2 separate regions of the Mus musculus genome follow, and region 2 is linked to region 1. Evidence: chromatin loops called from intact Hi-C (ENCODE). Cell type or tissue: left cerebral cortex. All regions are shown on one strand. Each heading gives the region's core, and the rest is flanking DNA. Links, peaks and the distances in the headings are about the cores only. Region 1 has its middle 18 kb from the start of Mcu. Region 2 holds the start of Gm40672 (a long non-coding RNA gene).

Region 1 (9,546 bases), core at 851-8,850:
AAGTTGGGGAGGAAAGGGTTTATTCAGAGTCTAACACTTCCAGATCATAGTTCATCCCTGGAGGAAGTCAAGACAGGGATTCAAACAGGGTAGGAACCTGGAGGCAGAAGCTGATGCAGAGGCCATAGAGGATGCTGCTTACTGGCTTGCTCCTCATGGCTTGCTTAGCCTACTTTCTTATCAAACTCAGGACCACCAGCCCAGGGGTGGTACTGCCCACAGTGGACTGGGCCCTCCTGTATTGATTGCTAATTGAGAAAATGCTTTAGAACTGGATCTCATAGAGGCATTTCCTTGGCTGAAGCTCCTTTCTCTGTTGACTTCAGCTTGGTCAAGTTGACAAACAAAAGCAGCTTGTACGCCATCCAAGTGTTAGGAGTATAGATGTGTCCTACTACTCCAGTACACAAGATGCTGAGGAGTTGAACCCATGGCCGTACAGGTGCTAGGCAAGCAGGCTGTCTATGGGGCTACACCCTCAGCTCTGATATGCATACCTAACAGTGAAATACCAGAGCACTAAATGCTGCGCTCTCTGTTATCGTCCACTGGGTCTTGGCCAGGACCTTAAGACACATTCCAATTTTTTTATTTTTCACACTCCAACAAAATGACTCATTCCCTTTCTTTCCCTCAGGAACCCGCAACTATTCTCTGGATCCCAGCTGCCTTTCTTGTAACATTAAAGCAACAAACTGCAGTTGTTTTTCTAGCCGCCTCACTGAAGTAACCAATGTCTTTAGAGTCTTTGACATCTCTTTTTAAAGAAGCCTGCCGATGAGTGTCTCACCGGCATTGACTAGCCCGTTTCTCCTCATCTTGGCCATAATACCAAATATACAAAGAAGCAGTCCGAAGCCACTAGTCTATCCTGTTAACGGCTGGTGATTTGGTTCAGGCTTAATCCTATAAAGCATTGATTGAACGTGGGATGCTCATCTCTCTTAGCAGTTCCTAACTGGATCAGTATGTAAAGCATTTAGCTGTGTGGAATTCCTGCAGGTTCTACTCAGGTTTTTTTTTTTAGTTCCCAACCCTTGCTGTCTAGAGGGGGAGACCTGCAAGAGAAGTACAATGTAATGCTGTTATCCCTGCATGTATTTATAAGACACGGCCAGCTTGCTCACACTCTAATGTTTAGCATTTGTCAGTCCCTGCATCTTAAGTCCCTGTCTCCTGGCCCAGTAAGAGCCCCTGACATCTAGCACTGGTGTTCACTGGCTCAGTTTTAAAGTTTCAGTCCTTTTTTTTTGTCTTTTCTTTTAAATGATGTCCCTAGTTCGGTAAAACTTCACAGTGAGCATAATTACTTGGCTTAAGTATTTTTAAGCATTATTTTTATGGCCGCAGAAATCAGCGCCTTGTTGGAAGGGGAGGCACGGGGGCAGTACGTACTATACTGCACAGACACATTCTGGGACGTTGCTTCAGAAGCCAGACCATAGTGAAATGTAGGAAATAAGTAATGAGTTTTTTAAGTATGTTCTCCTCTGTTTCTAGTGTACTTTCCCACCTGTAAATCCAGATGATGTAATGCCTAAGAAGTATTAAGTTTCTCCAGTGCTTTTCCAATAGCCTGGCTCTTGAGTAAAACCATCTGTAGCACATCACTGGATTTAAATTTATCTCAGAGTCTGAAACAAAAGCTTAGTCTGGAAGCTAACAAGTCATTTTATTTATTTATTTATTTTTCTTTTTTATCTAAAGCAACTCTTGACCCAAATACACAGACACTGATTTTGATTAGGTTAACAGCAAACACGAAGACTGCAATGTGTCTGGTGTTGTGCCTCAAGCAAGATTAAGAACCTTCTCATTTTCCTCCCCATTTCGATAAAAAAACATCTCTCTCTCTCTTTTCCTCCCTCTTTCCCTCCCCCTCCCGCTCTCTCTAGGTTTCTAGGCTGTACTTGACTGCCCCTTGCTCTCATGTCATTTCATTCCATCGTTCCAGATGTTTGCCACATCCTGATGGCTCCACTTCCCAACAACATCCAGGTTCCATCACTTCTCTTTCTCCATCACCCCCAGCCTGTGCAAACTGTTATTCTTTTGTCCTGAGAAAATGGTCCTGCTTATACCCTTGCACCATGAGCACATGCGCAGAAAGCAGAAAGCAGAAAGCAGAAAGCAGGAGGGTCCTTTTAACTTGCAATATGTGCTTTCTTTCTGTGTAGTATTTTCGGACAGCCTCGTACCTCACTCCAAGTGAAAGCCGGAAATCGTTACAGTGGTCCAGGGACCCCAACATCATTGACAAATCTCCCCACTTTTCTGACCTTACCTACCACTCTGCTCAAGCCGCTCAACTACCTGTGTTCCTCCCTGGTCCTCCCTGGTCCCTGCAGGAACACCTCAGCAGAGTCTGAGTCCCATGTAGTATATGTAGTCTTCTCCAGAAGACCGTCATGACTGACACGCTTGGTTTTCGTTTCGTTTCTTTTCTTTTTCCTGTAGCTCTGAGGCTTTTCATTGGCTAGCTCAGCACTTCACTGCTGAGTTGGCCAGCCCTGCCCCGCTCTTCCTTACCGTCTTCCCAGAGAACATTTTCCTCAGAACATTGTTTAAAAAGGCAGTGGTGGAGTTCGCCTTTAATCCTAGTATTGGGCAGGCAGGCAGGCAGGCAGGCAGGCAGGCAGGCAGGCAGGCAGGCAGGCAGATCCCTGAGTTCGAGGCCAGTTTGGTCTACAGAGTGAGTTCCAGGAGAGCCGGGCTACACAGTGAGACTCTGTCTCAAAAACAGGCAAAGGAATAAAAATTGTATTTCCACTTATTACCCACAGAATTTTCCACTTGGATTTTTTACATAGACTCATTTCTATTAACTTACTCTGTGCTTTACTTGTTGATAGATTCCTCCCATCCCAACCCCAAATAGAATATAAACTACACAAAGTCTTTGTCTGTATTATTCACTAAGTATTCCTCAGTGTCTAAGATCCCCGGATACTCTTTGATATGTTAATTGCCATATATATATATATATTTTTTTATGAAGGAATAAAAATATGTCATCAAGCAGTTGCAAGGTTGATCATGGGTACATTTGTAACCAATGTAACCGCAGTGTCTGGTTTTCAACTCTGGTCTCCTGGTTACTAATCCCTAACATTGTTGCCAGGCACCCACAGTTCTGACATGCCTGCTAAGATCCCTGTCAGCTCCCAGCCCAGCCCTGTACCTTAAGTCTTACTTGGCTGCCTTCTTTGTACCTTGGGTTACTTTTTAGAAACATGATTTGTGTCTGTGTCTGAGCTTTGAATCCTTTTTCTCTTTTGAGAGAGCAAAAGGATCTCATTATATAGACCAGGCAGGCCTTGGGGTCATGATCCTCTTGTGTTTCAAGTGCTAGAATTACAGGTAGGCAAAACCACGCCTGGATTCTTATTATTCTATATTATTATTATTTGCTATTAGGGAAACACCAGGGCTCCTTATACATCTAAAGCTCTACCACTGAGCAACATCTCTGAGTAGAGCTTTGGGACTGATTTTGGATCTGTAACAGATTTATTACAAAATGCATTTTCCTTATCATCTCCAAAACTTAATCAAAAGCCAAGTGTAATAGTAATCGTCATGGTTTGAATATGCTTGGCCTAGGGAGTGGCACTATTTGGAGGTGTGGCCTTGTTGGAGTAGGTGTGGCCTTGTTGGAATAGGTGTGCCACTGTGGGACTGGGCTTTAAGACCCTCATGCCAGCTGCCTGGAAGTCAGTCTTTCACTAACAGTCTTTAGATGAAGATATAGAACTCTCAGCTCCTCCTGCACCATGCCTGCTTGGATGCTGCCTTGTTCCTGCCTTGATGATAATGGACTGAACCACTGAACCTGTAAGCCAGCCCCAGTGAAATGTTGCTCTTATAAGAGTTGCCGTGGTCATGGTATCTGTTCACAGCAGTCAAACCCTAACTAAGACAGTAATCGTCTTTGCCTTTAATTCCAGCTCGTGGCAGGCAGAGGCAAATGAATCCCAAGTTCAAAATTATCCTGTGCTACATAGCAAGTTCAAAGGTAGCTTGGGCTACCCAGTAAGATCCTGTCTCAAAATAAGTAACCCCAAACTTAAAATATGTGGTGGTGTGAGCCTGCAGTCACAGCTACTTTGAAGGCCAATGCAGGAAGAATGTTTAAGTCCAGTTTGAGGCCAGCCTAGATAATACAATGAAATGCTGTGTTTAAAACAAATTAAAATGGTTCATTATAAGGATAAACACTTCTTTCAGCAATTGGATAGGAGATGACTTATCTGTCAAGTCTTCTGTTGTCTCTATAAGATACATGAAAATTCCAACAAAATTCAGGTTTGACATAAACACAGAATTAAACGGATTAGAGGCAACCTGCCAGCTGTTGTTAGAGATCAAGATTCCTGGCTGCCTACGTACCTTTCTTTAGCACTTTGCAGAAATCCTGGCATAACTAGGATCAACTGAGTGATATCCTCAGCTGTCAGCCCAGGTATTTGCTATCTAGTTAACATGGTATAGATGCTCTGAATTAGTAAACTGCTTCTTGATTAGGAACAATGATTCACATCATGAGGAGAATTTTCAACCACCAAACAACCCCGTGGATCGACTTGGTTTTCTTTAAGCATCTCCTCCACCTATATTTTTTCTGTAGACCCTTTGGAGACAGTGGCAATATAAACTTTTATATTTTATAAATATAAAAGATAAATATAAATATATCTTTTCCAAATAGAATTGATTTGGCCAAAACTCAGAGACCACGAGGTACCTAAAAATGCTAGTGAAAATAATTCTATAATAAAAAGTATAGAATATGTACATATAATATATTACATATGTTATATATACATATATATGATTATACATACATATATATATAACATTATATATCTTATACAAATAATAAAATTTATAAATAATATATTATAATTATATAAATTATATATAAATAGATATATAAAATAAAATAAATATATTTTTAAAATAAAAATGTATAAAATAAAAAGGATATATCCAATATAATTGTAATATAATATGTAATTTATATAATATGTATAAAATAAAAAGGCTATATATACAATAACATAAACAAATATATATAAAATAGAAATGTATAAAATAAAAGGACATTTCTCTTTACATAGTAACATTTTAGAGAGATTTTAAAAAAATCTATTATAGAAGGTGATGAGGCTGGTGATTATGAGCCAGCATTAGACCTGAAGACAGTGTAAGCCTCCACATTCCTTACCACTGAGCTGCAGGATGGAATCGCTGAATTTCATAAAATCACCATTGCTGTAATGCTATAAGGCTCTTCTACCTAATATCAGTTCAGTCAATGTTCCCTTAGAGGCAGACAGAATGATTCTTTTTGGCTTACCTAAAGAAAATCTCAAATCGAATTTTTTTCAACATTGCCATTTCATCTACTTCAATATTTGTTTGCGTCATAGAAAAGGATCTTGGTTAGCTGAAGTTCATTAGGAGTCAGGGGAAGAGAAAGACACTAAAAGTTCACGGCTGTTGCCTTTGTGCATGGAGGGTGTGAGTCAGCGAGCTTAGTGAAGCTCAGGGCTTCAGTGGGCTGATGAGCCCAATGTGCCAGTCTCAAGGGTAATATGGTCCATTCCAAGTTCTTAAAATAGACCAGGAGAAATGGGAAATAAATAGAAGAGAACAGGGTGTGGGCATTTATTGTTTTATGTTTAAGACATCTGTGGCCAACCCTGTAAGTGCCACTGAATGAGTCCAGTCAAAATTCAGAAACCAAGGGGCTTTGCATGGTCCCTTTACCAGGCAATTTCTCAGGATATGACACCTCAAATCTGTAATACCAGTATTTGATAGTTAGAGGCAGGAGGATTACTATGAGTTTGAGGCCTTCCTCAGATGCAAAGTGAATTCCAGGTTAGCCTGGGCTAAAGTGAGCTCCTGTCTCAGAAAAGTAGGCTCCAAACTAAAAAACTAAAGACTATTTCTTTGTATTTTTCTTCTGATGACACATTTGCCAATAATGAGAACTCTTTAATATAGCATCCCTGCTTTTAAGTAAACGAATAACATTTTAGGATGCCACATGGTTTCACGTTCTTCCTCTCTTTCCCCCTATTTTCATTCCCCTCCTCTTCATTTACAACAGCAGTTCTCAACTGACCCTTTCACAGGGGTCACATGTTAGATTGCCTGCATATTAGATATTTATGTTGCAATTCATAACAGTAGCAAACTTTCAGTTAAGAAGTAGCAACAAAAATAATGTTATAATTATCACCAGAACAGAACGAGTTCCTATTCAAGGAACTGAAGGGCTGCAGCATTAGGAAGGCTAAAAACCACTGCAACAACCTAGAAAGCTGAACTCCTCTTTTTACAGACTGAGTGATTGTGGTGGTTTGAATATTCTTGGCCCATGGGAAGTGACACTATTAGGAGGTATGGCTTTGTTGGAGGAAGTGTGTCACTGTGGGGTGGACAAAGAGAGCTTCTTCTAGCTGCCTAAGAATGCCAGTCTTCTCTTAGCAGCCTTCAGATGAAGATGTAGAACTCTCAGCTCCTCCTATACCATGCCTGCCTGGATGCTGCCATGTTCCCACCTTGTGATAATGGATTGAACATCTGAAAATGTAAGCCAGGCCCAATTAAATGTTTTCCTTTATAAGAGTTGCCTTGGTCATGGTGTCTGTTCACTGCAGTAAAACCCTAACTAAGACAGTGGCCTAAGATATTTTTGCAGATTGTGAGCCTAAGGTCTTACAGACCATGTAGTCTGGATGTAGTTTCAGGTTCTAGGTCTCTGAAACCACTTCCAACATTCCTTATGATCTGTCACAAGAGGCCGTGGTGCTATTTGTTTTTTGTTTTTGTTGTTGATATTTCCTTTCAGGGAAATTTCTAGATAGACTTCAGACTTCTATTTGTTGGTTGTTTGTTTGGGACAGGGTCTCATTCCATACTGAGGCTGTCCTGGAATTCCCAAATAACTGAAGCTGGCCTTGAATTTATAATACTACTCCTGCCTCAGCTTCTTAAGTCACAGGCAGGGCCTACCACATTGGGCTTAGACTTCTTCATGGCTATTAAAGAAATAGACAAAAGGACTTATTTGATGCATGTCTATTTTTCTTGCACATTTCTTCAACCTTATGATTAAGGTAGTAGATTATCAGTCTTTTGATGGCCGTAATATACAAACACATTTCTTCAAGTATCTGGATACTAGATTCTTGATATTCTTGTTTGTTTGGAGTTCAACAATAAGTTATTACATAATAGTTGCTAGCAGAATTGTAAAGTTAGAACTGTGAGCTGACCATGCTTTAAATAAACATAATCCTATATTTTCCATCATAAGGAAGGAGATGCATGTGAATCAATTGAGCTATATTTTTAAAATATTTATTTAGTTTTAAAATTTTTTAAAAAGTGTATGAGTGTTTACCTTCATGTATGTATGTATGTACACCACCATTATGTCTGCTGCCCTCTGGAGTCAGAAGAGTCTTTGGGTCCCTTCAAACCAGAATTGTAAGCCTCTGTGTGGGTGCTGGGAACCAAACCCAGCTCTTTTGCATGAGGAGCAAGTATTCTTAACTGCTGGAGCCATCTCTCCAGCCCCAAGCTACTACTTTTGATGTTAGTTCATCCCATTGCTCTCACTAGATAATCATTATCATCATCATCATCACCGTCATCGTCATCATCATCTCAAAGTGTGCACACATACATGCCACAGTGCATAGAGGTCAAAGGACACCTTTCAGTGGTCAGCTCTTTCCAGTGTGAAATCTGGGAACCAAACTTGGCTCCTCCACTCGTCTAGTACACATGCTTAACCCATCAGGCAATTCTCATACCCCAAAGAAATTATTGTCACTTGGTCATTTCTCTGGAACTCTGTATGGGCTTATGGTGATTGCCTCTGAGCTAATAGTATAGGGCTCTACACTGTAGCATCTACAGGATGAACTCTAGGTTCACTGTGTGGGCTCTGGTGTCTGTCTGTATCCATGAATTGGCTCTATCACTCAACAGCCAGCCAATCTTTAGCAAATTACTCTGGCGAGTTTTATTTTTATCATCAGAAAAAAAAAGGATCTAGTAGACTAATAGAGTATTTTTCTCATAGGAAAATTGGTGAGGATTAAGCAAGATGCTATAATGTAATATTCACATGGCACACATCACAATACCTTGCTAACCGCCAGCCCTCAATATTATCTTTGACAATATTCCTTACAGATTTTAGAAAAAAACACTTATTTTATGGTGTTGGAGTTCAAACCCAGGGCCTTCCACATGCTGAGTAAGTGTTCTACCAAATGTACTCCCCCAGCTTAGGAAACTTCTTTAAATTACAAATTTAATGTTCTCATGACCTTGCTAAAGGGTCTATTTCCATATGCTGCCTGCCAGATGGCCCACTTACAGATGAAACACCAACCTTACTATGATAAATTAGACCAGTGAAGGTCAGTGCCATATAGTACAGAATAGGGATTGTCATAAATAAGAGTATAGAACTACAAATGAGGAGGGAGGAAGAGACAGAGGGAGGATGGGAGAGAGACAGAGAGACAGAGACAGAGAGACAGAGACAGGGACGGACAGAGGGAGGAAAGGATAGATGGAGAGAGGGAAAGGGAGAGAAAGGGGGGAAAAGAGAGGGAGGAGAAAAGGAGGGAGGAAGAGAGGGAAGGAAACAGGGAAGGAGGAAAGGAGAGAAGAAGGGAGAAAGAGATGGAGAGGGAGGGTACAGACTCTAGGAAACACATTTTCTATGGAGGGAGTGTGGAAGAGTGAGCAAGCCTGGGTCCGAGGTCCTCACACAGTCTGTATTCAGTGCTCAGCCCCCTGGAGTGAGCTCTCAGGCACGTGCATCAGGGAAGGGATATAAGCTGTTTGGATCTTCCATTTCTCGTTTGTACAGTTGGGATGGTGATGTCTGATGCACACCAGAGACTGCACAGGGTGGGTCTCAGCAAGCCACAGGCTACAGCCAGGCGCTGATCTTTTAGTCTCTTCTCTTCTTCTTTGACCTTCTTGAGAAGAAGAGAGCCACATTGGAGAAGGCTTGGTGGCCTGTGCTTTTATTTTATTTTTAAGATTTTATTATCTTATTGTAGGAATTTTTTACCTACATATATGTTTGTATATCACATATACAGTACCCACCAAGGTCTATAGACAATATATGAACCCCTGAAATTGAAGTTACAGGTTGTTATGAGCCATCATGTGGGTACTGGGAATTGAACCTGGGTCCTCTACAAAAAGAACAAGTGATGGCCCACGCCTTTAATCCCAGCACTCAGGAGGCAGAGGCAGGTGGATTTCTGAGTTCGAGGTCAGCCTGGTCTACAAAGTGAGTTCCCGGACAGCCAGGGCTATACAGAGAAACCCTGTCTCGAAAAAAAAACAAAACAAACAAAACAAAACAAAACAAAACAAAACAAAACAAAAAGAACAAGTGGTCCTAACCAACCTTTGGGCATGCCTTTAAATCCAGCACTCAGGAGGCCAAGGCAGAGGCAAGATCTCGGTGAGTTTGAGGCTAGTCAGAGCTACGCA
Region 2 (9,546 bases), core at 967-8,966, 50 kb before region 1:
AATACAGCCACTGGATTAACTCACTGCTTACAGTTTTATTAAAAATAATTAGTGTACCTGTGAGCCATCTCTCCAGTCCCCTATAAAAAAGAAATCTTAAAAAAATAAAATGTAGTTCTTACATCAAGTACCCCAAGTATACTTATTGAAGTACAAATGAGTACACATATACTGTCCCACAGGCTACTGTGCATTTCTAGACACTCTGTCTGGGCATGGAAGATATCACCCTAATGTGAATAAGGAAGCTAAGGTTGAGAGTAGTGGTCTAGCCTTTGAAATGCTACACTGCGGGCCACTATTCTTGACAGGTTTAAGGTGTCTGCTTTAGCACCTCCCCTCCCCACTTAGGACTCATATACAGTCTCTCTGCAGGATCTAAGGCCACACTCTAATCCTAGGGAACTCCAACAGCTGGTGTCATCTTATTATTGTACGTCAGTGGATGCTGTTACAGAGAACCATGGGGGATTTGAAATATTCAGGGAACAGTATTAGTCCTTTATCTTCAAAATTTGGAACACCTCTAACTATTACAATGTTCCCTGCAAACACAATTCCAGCAAAGAATTCAGATTATAAACACCCCATGTCAGTTACAAGTAATTTCTTTGTCACGTATTGTTGCGGATTTCCCGATGTGCTTGCTATTGTCTGAGGATAATGTCTCACCGTTTTCCTTCTCCCTTTCTGGTCTTACTCAGGATAGTTTAAACCCATAGGATGTGTGAGAACTGGCAGCACACAGTGCATCAGTTTTGCATTTTTATCTGTGTAGAAAATTCAGGTTTAAAATGTTCATTTATAAATTTTTTTTTCATGTATAGAAAAAGCCCGGCAAAGCTCTAAAACAAATGTTAGTTTTTTTGCTTAGTTTAAATCTAAAAGCTCTATTAATTAAAGAATGTTAACAGTGTTTAATGCCATAAAAATTACTAGAAATATTTTATTTACTTTTTATCTCTTTAGTTTGAGATTCTAGTGGTCCAGCCAGGACCTTATATGTGATAAGCAAGGATTCCAACACGGATCTACACCCCCAGCCCAGTGGTAGTATTTCAAAGCTACAAGGTAAAACATCTTGTTCTAGAATTTGATAATGAGCGTATAACACTGTAGCCTGGTGACATTTTAAATGTATTGAACTATATAGTTGAGACTAGCAAAACCTGGGGTAAAGGGAGATGAGAAAAAGTGGGAAAATAATTTCAGAGTGTCAAATTTCTAATGTGTGAAAAGTGAGAAATAACTTAAAACTGTCAACTTTCATTCTGAGTAATAAGCAATCAATGTGTCCTGTTGAACACTGACAAATGAAGTGTCATACTTAGCGTCAACTGTCAACCTGGCAGAGCCTGGACTCATCTGAGAAAGGAGTCTCCATGGAGGGATAGCCCAGATCAGATTGGCCTGTGGGCTTGTTTTGGAGGACAACCCTTGCAAGGGGCCACTCAGGTGAGCAGGTCAAAGAGTATGAGCCCGGACAGGGAGCTAGCCTGGGATGACCACCAGTCCTGGGCTGCTCAGGCGTGGAGGGGCAGACCATGCCCAAAACGACTCCTGCCCAGTGCTATAATGCACTAGAGGGGCATAGCAGTCCTGAGATGATCCTAGAGACTCAGAGACCCCAGGCACCACTAAGAACAAGTAGGTAGTGGAGAAATGGAAGAGAAACAGAAACAGAAGGATGTGGCCGCAATGAAGAGAGGCAGAACTGGAGACTCGAGGGTGGTGAGGAACAGCCTGATGTGAGTAGCCAGTGTAACCACCTGGGACCATGGTGGGGTACTGGCCTGGGTTGCCACTGGGGCCCACATCTGGATCTGTGGCCCTGAAGCAGCAGAGGTCTGTTACCACCAAAGGCCAGGCAGATATCCCTGGTTTGGGATGTCACCCAGTGGCACATTGATAACTGAGTGCTGTGTAGAACTGGCCCTACCCCTCACCTGAGCATCATGGGAGAACTGGCCCTGGGGCCATGAGAGCAGGAGAGCTGACTGCACCCCTAGCCAGCCGCAGTGCTCAGAAGATAAGCCCTCTCTCCCCCTCCCCCCCACCCAATGTGGGAGTTGCAGGTGATCCAACGCTGAGAGTGTGACCATGAGAGAACTGGTCCATCATTTGTCTGCCATGAGGTACACTGAACAAAGGAGAGATGCCCTTCCTTGCCCCTTGCATCTACATCAGGCAAGAGAGGTGGCCCTGGGGTCATCAGAGCAGGAGAGCTGGCATTGCCCCTCATCTACTGCAGCACTCAGGGGAGCAGTCTCTGCACCTTACCTGGGTGCAGGCTCCTGTATGTGGGTGCTGTGGATAAGCTGGCCCTGCGGGCCTGAGGGTAGGAGACTCTTGTCTGCTGTGCAATGGCATCAACAAGGGAGAGCTATCCTCCCTGACCTTTGCACTTTGCCTCTTACGGCTTGCAAGAGAGCTGGCCCAAGGGTCATGAGAGCAGGAGAGTCCTGCCCCTCACCCATTGCAGTACTTGAGAGAGCAGGCCCTGCACCTCACCTGGGTAGCACAGTAGAGCTAGCCCTGGATTCCAGGATTGCAGGTGAGCTGACCCTGAGGGCATCCTCCCCTCTCTTATCCCTTGACATCTATGGCAGGTGGGAGAGCTGGCCCTGCTGGCCCAAAGCTGTAAGAGTAGGACCACAGCACCCACATACAGGAGCCTGCACCCAGGTAAGGTGCAGAGACTGCTCCCCTGAGTGCTGCAGTAGATGAGGGGCAATGCCAGCTCTCCTGCTCTGATGACCCCAGGGCCACCTCTCTTGCCTGATGTAGATGCAAGGGGCAAGGAAGGGCATGTTCCTCATCAGCTGTAACACTTGGAGAACAGGCCCTGTGTTTTACCTGGAAAGGAGCTGGGCCTGGTTTCGGGCCGGCCCTGAGGGTGTGAGATCAGGAGAGCTGGGGGGCTGACCAGTTCAGATACCTCTCAGGCCCAGATCCAGAACTTTGAATTGGCCCACCTCAACATCTACCCCCTCTATGAATGGCTGGAGCTTATGAAAGGGCCAGTCCTACAGATCCCAAACGACAGACGCTCCATGACACAGGGCAACAACAGGATATCTTAGAGGAGTTCCAGTGAGGTTCCAGTATTGATGGAGTAGCAGAAGCCAGAGGTCTCGTACCAAATCAATGACTCATTGCAGTCAATGAACATTTGCAAGCTAAGGAGTGTGGACAAAAGGGTGTACTGTGTGACACACTATGGCACACTACAGCTTCCACAACAAGAATTTTGTTGTTATGGTGGGGAAGGTTGCAAGGGTGAAGGGTGCGTAGGAGAACGAGAGGGAGATGAATGGGATTGAGGTGAGTGCTGTGAAATTCACAAAGAACCAATACAAAGTTTAAAAATATTTATTCATTTATATATGTGTGTCATGTGGGCTTGGGTACTGGCAGAGGACAGAAGAGGGTGTCAGGGCCCCTGTAGCTGGAGTTGCGAGTTTCCTGATGTGGGTGCTGCTAACTAAGCATGAGTCTTCTGGAAAATCAAGTGTTCTTAACGACTGAGCAATTTCTCTAGCCCTGCAGACTCAACTTAAAAAAAAATCACTGTATGTGTTTATCTGTATGCCACATGTGTGTCTGAGAATGCCACGTGTCAGATTTCCTGAAGTGGGAACTGAACTTTTGACCCCTAGCAGAGTGGCAAGGCCTCTTAATGGCCAAGACATCCCTCCAACCCTGTTTTTGTTTTTGTTTATTTTAATTATACTGTGTGCCAATTAGATTAAATCCAGTGAGGTCATAGGTGAGTCTACATCATATGTGCAATGCATAATATTCCAGCCGATGACACGCCACATATATGATAGTATATTCCATGTGGTTGAATCACTCAGTGGTTCAAACTGTGTGTGTGTGTGTGTGTGTGTGTGTGTGTGTGTGTATGGTGTCTCTCTGTGGTGTGTGTATATGTGTGTGTGTGGTGTCTCTCTGTGGTGTGCTGTGTGTGTGTGTATGTGTGTGAGTATGTGTGGTGTCTTGCTGTGCTGTGTGTGTATGTGTGTGTGTGTGTATGTGTGTGTGTGTGTGTGGTATCTATGTGGTGTGTGTGTGAGTGTGTGTGTGTGTATGTATGTGTGTGAGTGTGTGTGGCGTCTCTCTGTGCTGTGTGTGTATGTGTGTGAGTGTGTGTGGTGTCTCTCTGTGCTGTGTGTGTATGTGTGTGAGTATGTGTGGTGACTCTCTGTGGTGTGCTGTGTGTGTATGTGTGTGAGTATGTGTGGTGTCTTGCTGTGCTGTGTGTGTATGTGTGTGTGTGAGTGTGTGTGTGTGTGAGTGTGTGTGTGTGTGAGTGTGTGTGCTGTTTCTCTGTGCTGTGTGTGTGCTCGTGCGAGTGAGCAGGGGAGGAGGGGAGGCTTACAAGCAAGGCATAAGGGTGCAGGTGTGAAGGTTAGTGCATTTCTCTAATTGGCACACTCCTTCAGCCAGGTGAGTCCCAGGGTTCCTACTCAGCTAGCTCATCAGGCTTGCCAGCGATACCTTTGCCTACTGGGTCATCTCTCTGATCTTCAACCTCATTTTGTTTAATGTGACTTAGCTCAGGCATGCAGCCTGAGCTTCCATTCTCCATCCTTAAGCTGTTTCTGGAAGGCAGCTTTCCAGGGGATGTGGCTGCCCTTTAATTGCTACTGAGAAATAAAGCCTTCACTAGCCCGAGGACTTCTATTCATTCCTCTTCACAATGAAGCTGAAATAAGTGTACTCTCCCTTTCCCATGGTGATGAGCAGAGGGAAAACCAGAGGTAACAGAGTCGGTTTGACAGCCCATTAACAAGGAATACTCATCCCTTGGGAAAGATATTTTTGACTCAGCAGTTAAGAGCATTGGCTGTCTGGCTTGGAGGCGGATGCCTTTAATCCTAGCACTCTGGAGGTAGAGGCAGGCAGATCTCTGAGTTTGAGACTAGCCTGGTCTATGGAATTAGTTCCAGGACAGCTATGGTGACATAGAGAAACTCTGTCTCAAAAACAACAAAGAACACAGGCTGCTTTTGCAGAGGTCCTGGGTTCAGTTACCAGCACTCACAGTCATCTGTAACTTTAGTTCCTGAGAATCTAAACACCTTCCTCCAGGCTCTGAGGACACCAGACACACATGTGCACATATAGACATGCAGACAAAAAATTCACACATAAAGAAAAGTACATAATTCATAAAAAGATATTAGCCTAGCTAGAGGCAGTGGCATATGTCTTACCTTTAATTTCAGCACTCAAGGAATAGAGGCAGGTGGATCTCTGTGAGTTCAGGGCCAACCTGATCTTCTACATAGTGAGTTCTGAGGGAGCCAGCGCAACATAGTACGACCACGTCTCAAACAAAGAAACAAAGAAACAAAGCAAAACAGACAAACAACCCTTAAAATGGAGGCTTGGGGTTTGAAGGAGAAACTGTAATACTTGCTACATAGGAGAGAACATTTAGCATGCAAGATGTTTAATGTGTCTACAGTTTGTTTTATTTTTGTAAAATTGCCCTTTGATGTAGTCTGGCCAGCATCCTGACTATCCTGCAACAGATTTTCTTAACATCTGGATGGGAATTTAAGCTTATTGAAGTATGACACATGCATAAGGCACACCACAACATAGCCCCGCTGCGGTCAGGAGCTATGACTGCAACATCTTGTGTTCTATTATGTCTTTTATGTAACCCACAGATCAAGCATCTCTTATGTTTATGGATAACTGCATTGAGCTGAAGTGAGGATGCTCTAGCACCTAACTGCCTTCCTTGGGGCTTCCCTGATTATCAAATCTTGACATAGCCAAGAGCCCAACAGTTGGTGTGGGCTAGTAGGAAAATGGAGAGTAAGACAGGGAGAAAGGCAACCAATAAAACTTGGGGAAACATGGTAGGGGCATCCACAGACAAAGTACCAAAGTACTCACCAGCTTTCAGAGGAAGGTGTGGGGCAGGTGAACCATGCCACTAGACAGAACTGGTAAGATTGAAGCAGGTTCAAAATCCTAGTAAATGTCATAATTGAGAACAGTAGGCATTAAAATCAGCCAGACGCTACCTGTCCTGGAGTACATGACCAAGACACCCATGCTAATGAGATAGACCCAGGGTCTATCTTGATAGAACCTGAGTGTTTAGCATCCCTTTCTGCAAAAGTTGTTTAATCTTGGATTTACTCTGAATAAGACAAATGGATTTTCATCTGCCATGAATAAAACAGTTTAGACGAGCAAGGACCATCTCCTTTATCAAGCACCATCAAGGGGGCTGGGGAAAGACCTTTGTCATAAAGAGCCTCGCCCAAATCTCCCATAGAAGGCCTCTCTTCCAGCCTCTCTGTACATTTGGCACTCATTTAGAGCCAAGCCAGCCCTGGGACTCCGTTCTCAACTCCTCGTGGTCCCCAGCAGCGTCTGGGTACACAGGAGTTTGAGAACCACAGCATCTATTCAACCCCCACTGTTTCTCACCCAGGGAGACAAGGGCTGGGATCCCCTACCTTACATTGCATTCTGCCTTCCCTGAGTGGCATACTGGGTAGTGTCTCAGCATCCCAGAGATGAGGCAGAAACTCAGACCAACAGGAAGGTATACATTTAATTTTATTTTAAAAGTGAATGTTGTTGTTTGATTGGTAGAGTGAGGTTTATACCTGTTGTGCCTCACCAACTAACTACACAAGATGCTTGTTTCTATACTAAACCCTTTATGAGGCTATTTCAAGTTTAGTTTTATCTTACTGTCAATCACACACAATTAAAACTACTTGAAGTATGGATTCTTTTTGAATTTTTAGTTCAAGTTTCTTTCTTTCTTTCTTTCTTTCTTTCTTTCTTTCTTTCTTTCTTTCTTTCTTTCTTTCTTTCTTTCTTTTTTTTCCGAGACAGGGTTTCTCTGTATAGTCCTGGCTGTCCTGGAACTCACTCTGTAGACCAGGCTGACCTCGAACTCAGAAATTCACCTGCCTCTGCCTCCCAAGTGCTGGGATTAAAGGCATGTGAATACATTTTTACATTATGAAATATAGCAAACATTTTTACGATAACTGTAGAAGAATTTTAATCCATTAACATGGTTGTTCTGGCAAGGGGTTACATATCCAACTGGAATGCAAACACACCTTTAGTATACACCTTTGATCCCAAATAATGATATCTAATTGAGGGGCAGACAAAGTGACGAATCAGAGAAAGATTTAACAGAATGACTCAGAGATAGGATACACAAGGACAGACAGGAAAGAGAGAGAGAGAGAGTAGAATCAGTTCAGTTCAGTTTGGAGCAGTTTAGTTTGTGGAGTTGGAGGAAGCCTTTCCAAACACAGCAATTCTGTCAGAAGCTGAGAGAAGCCAGTTTGAATCAGTCAGCTTGGAAAGGAATTTGAACCAGAGCAGCTATGTTGAACCAGCCAGTCAGAATTCAGAAAGATCTAGAAAGAGCGAGTTTATTAAGCAGTAAGTCTCAGAGGCTGAAACATTCTAGTCCTAGGTTACTAGAGAGAGGCTCATCTCATGACTTCAACTGAGGAAGTCAAAGTGACAATTACATTTACAACTGACACCTATAGCCCCGCCATTCATAGTTTACCATATTTGCTTTGAATTTAAAAATACTAAACAAAATGTTCGAAGACATGAAGACCTGATCCTTTCATATTTCTCCCTTTTCTCTCAAGATGGTTGTTCACCTTAACATGGTATATGTTCTGTCTTGGTTATTTTAAAAATTGTAACTCATATGCATCAATTAAGAATGCAGTATTTTTGGTTTTAAGCTATATATACCTGGCAGAATGATGCATATTTTATGCTTGTGTACATGTGTGTGTATACAAGTGTCTGTGCACATGCATGTGCATGCATGCATGTGGAGGCTGAAGGCTAGCCTTAGGTATCACCCACCTCCCTTGAGGCAGTCTCTTCTTGACCTGGACTCACAGACCAACTGAGCAGTAAGCTCCTGGGATCCTTCTGCCCCTGCTTCCTTAGCTCTGTGATTACTGGTGCACACCATCCACTCCAGACACCTCACCTGGGCTCCAGAGCTCAAACTCAGGCTTGGATGACAATTTGCTTACTGACTAAGCTATCCCCCCCACCCCCCGCCCAACCAAGCACCTGCATATTTTAACTTCTACTATAATAATAAGACATTGTAGAGATTTATCATGCCAGGTAGAGTGGTGCATGCCCGTAATCTCAGCACTAGGGAGGCGGAGTCAGAAGGCTTACCACAAGTTCAAGGCCGGTCTGGTGTAAGCCCAGGCTAGCTAGGGTTATGTGGTAAGACTCTGTCACAACGAAGGACTGATAGCTCAGTGGTGAGTGCTTACCTAGCATGTGTAAAACCCTGGGGTCAGTCCTCAGTGTGACAAAACAAACAAACAAACAAACAAACAAATCAATGACTTTGTTACATTCGGAGCTGTACAGATTTCTGTTGTTTGAAGTGAATTACTGGTACTGACCAATCTCTTCTAGCAGGTACAGATCAGTGCTTCCAATGTTTAACCTCTATAGTGCAGTGCTCACCCTTTTCTAGATTATCAACATAAACGTGGCTAATCTTTTCATATAGTTTATAATGACTCAGGATAGAAGTTTTCAGGGAGCCATAATCTAGTTGGGATTTATTTTTATGTATGTGGACCTAGAGGTCTGATTTATCATTTTTTACATATTAAAAAAAATAGAAAAATTTTATCTTTCCCACATTAAATTGAGACACCACAAAGAGATTTCTGTGTAGAAGACAAGACCTTAAAAAAAAAAAAAGACCATAGTGCCGGGGCTGGAGCATTGACTCAGTGGCTAAGAGCAGTTGTTGCTTTTGCAGAGGACCTGAGTTGAGTTCCCAGCTCCCACAAGGTCATTCACAACCATCTGTAACTCCAGGTCTCGGGGATCTCACGTCCTCTTCTGACCTCTGCAGGCCCCAGGCATGCAGGTGGTGAACATAGATGCACGTAGACAAACACTCATACACATAAAATAAATAGATGTTTAAAAAGAGGCCAGAGTGCCATTTTCACATTTAATAAATTAACACTCATACTTCCTGTTACTTCATCAGTCACCCATGCTGAATTTCCCCCAAATGCCTTTTTACAGCTGATGATTTCAAACCATGGCTCAGATAAGATAGGTATGTCTAGTTGGTAGGTAGAGGTCCTCAGCCTCTTTTTCCTCCTTTCCCACCTCTGTCTCTTAAGAAACCAAATCATTTGCAAAACTCCCACATCCAAGTGTGACTGAGTGAACCCTGTCCTACAAATAGAGTCACTGTGCACGTTGAACTATAAACCAGTCCCACCCTTTCAGTGTGAATGCTTCTAAGTGACTTGTACTTACTTCCTGTTTAGTTACTTTGGGAGACATAACATCCAGTAGAACTTATTGGTAGAACTTATTTTATGCTGGGAGTGTAGTACAGTGTGCAGGGCCCTGTGTTTATTCCTCAGCATGCACACCCCAAAGTAATAGACTTCAGTTTTTAGAGTCAGAAAAATTAAGCAGAAAATATAGAGTTCCTAAATTAACAGGTCTTCCTTGCTCCAT

What was found. A loop is a pair of places that touch in the nucleus more often than their neighbours do. Peaks named below come from ENCODE experiments on the same cell type or tissue, not always from the same donor. Only the 100,000 strongest peaks of a DNase experiment are listed, where the experiment ranks them.
Region 2: a loop joins it to region 1, with 1.9 times the contacts of the local background. A loop is called at or near these places in 6 of 42 quality-filtered maps.

What each region holds. Positions count from the first base shown.
Region 1 is chr10:59,629,813-59,639,358 of GRCm38, reverse strand. No RefSeq gene overlaps it. Among named protein-coding and RNA genes, the nearest start is that of Mcu, 18 kb to the right of the region's middle. In left cerebral cortex, for the core only: no CTCF peak of the experiment used is centred there; no DNase peak of the experiment used is centred there.
Region 2 is chr10:59,680,194-59,689,739 of GRCm38, reverse strand. Gm40672 (a long non-coding RNA gene) reads left to right here and starts at 2,506. Exons shown (of 3, transcript XR_871746.1): 1 at 2,506-2,554. In left cerebral cortex, for the core only: no CTCF peak of the experiment used is centred there; no DNase peak of the experiment used is centred there.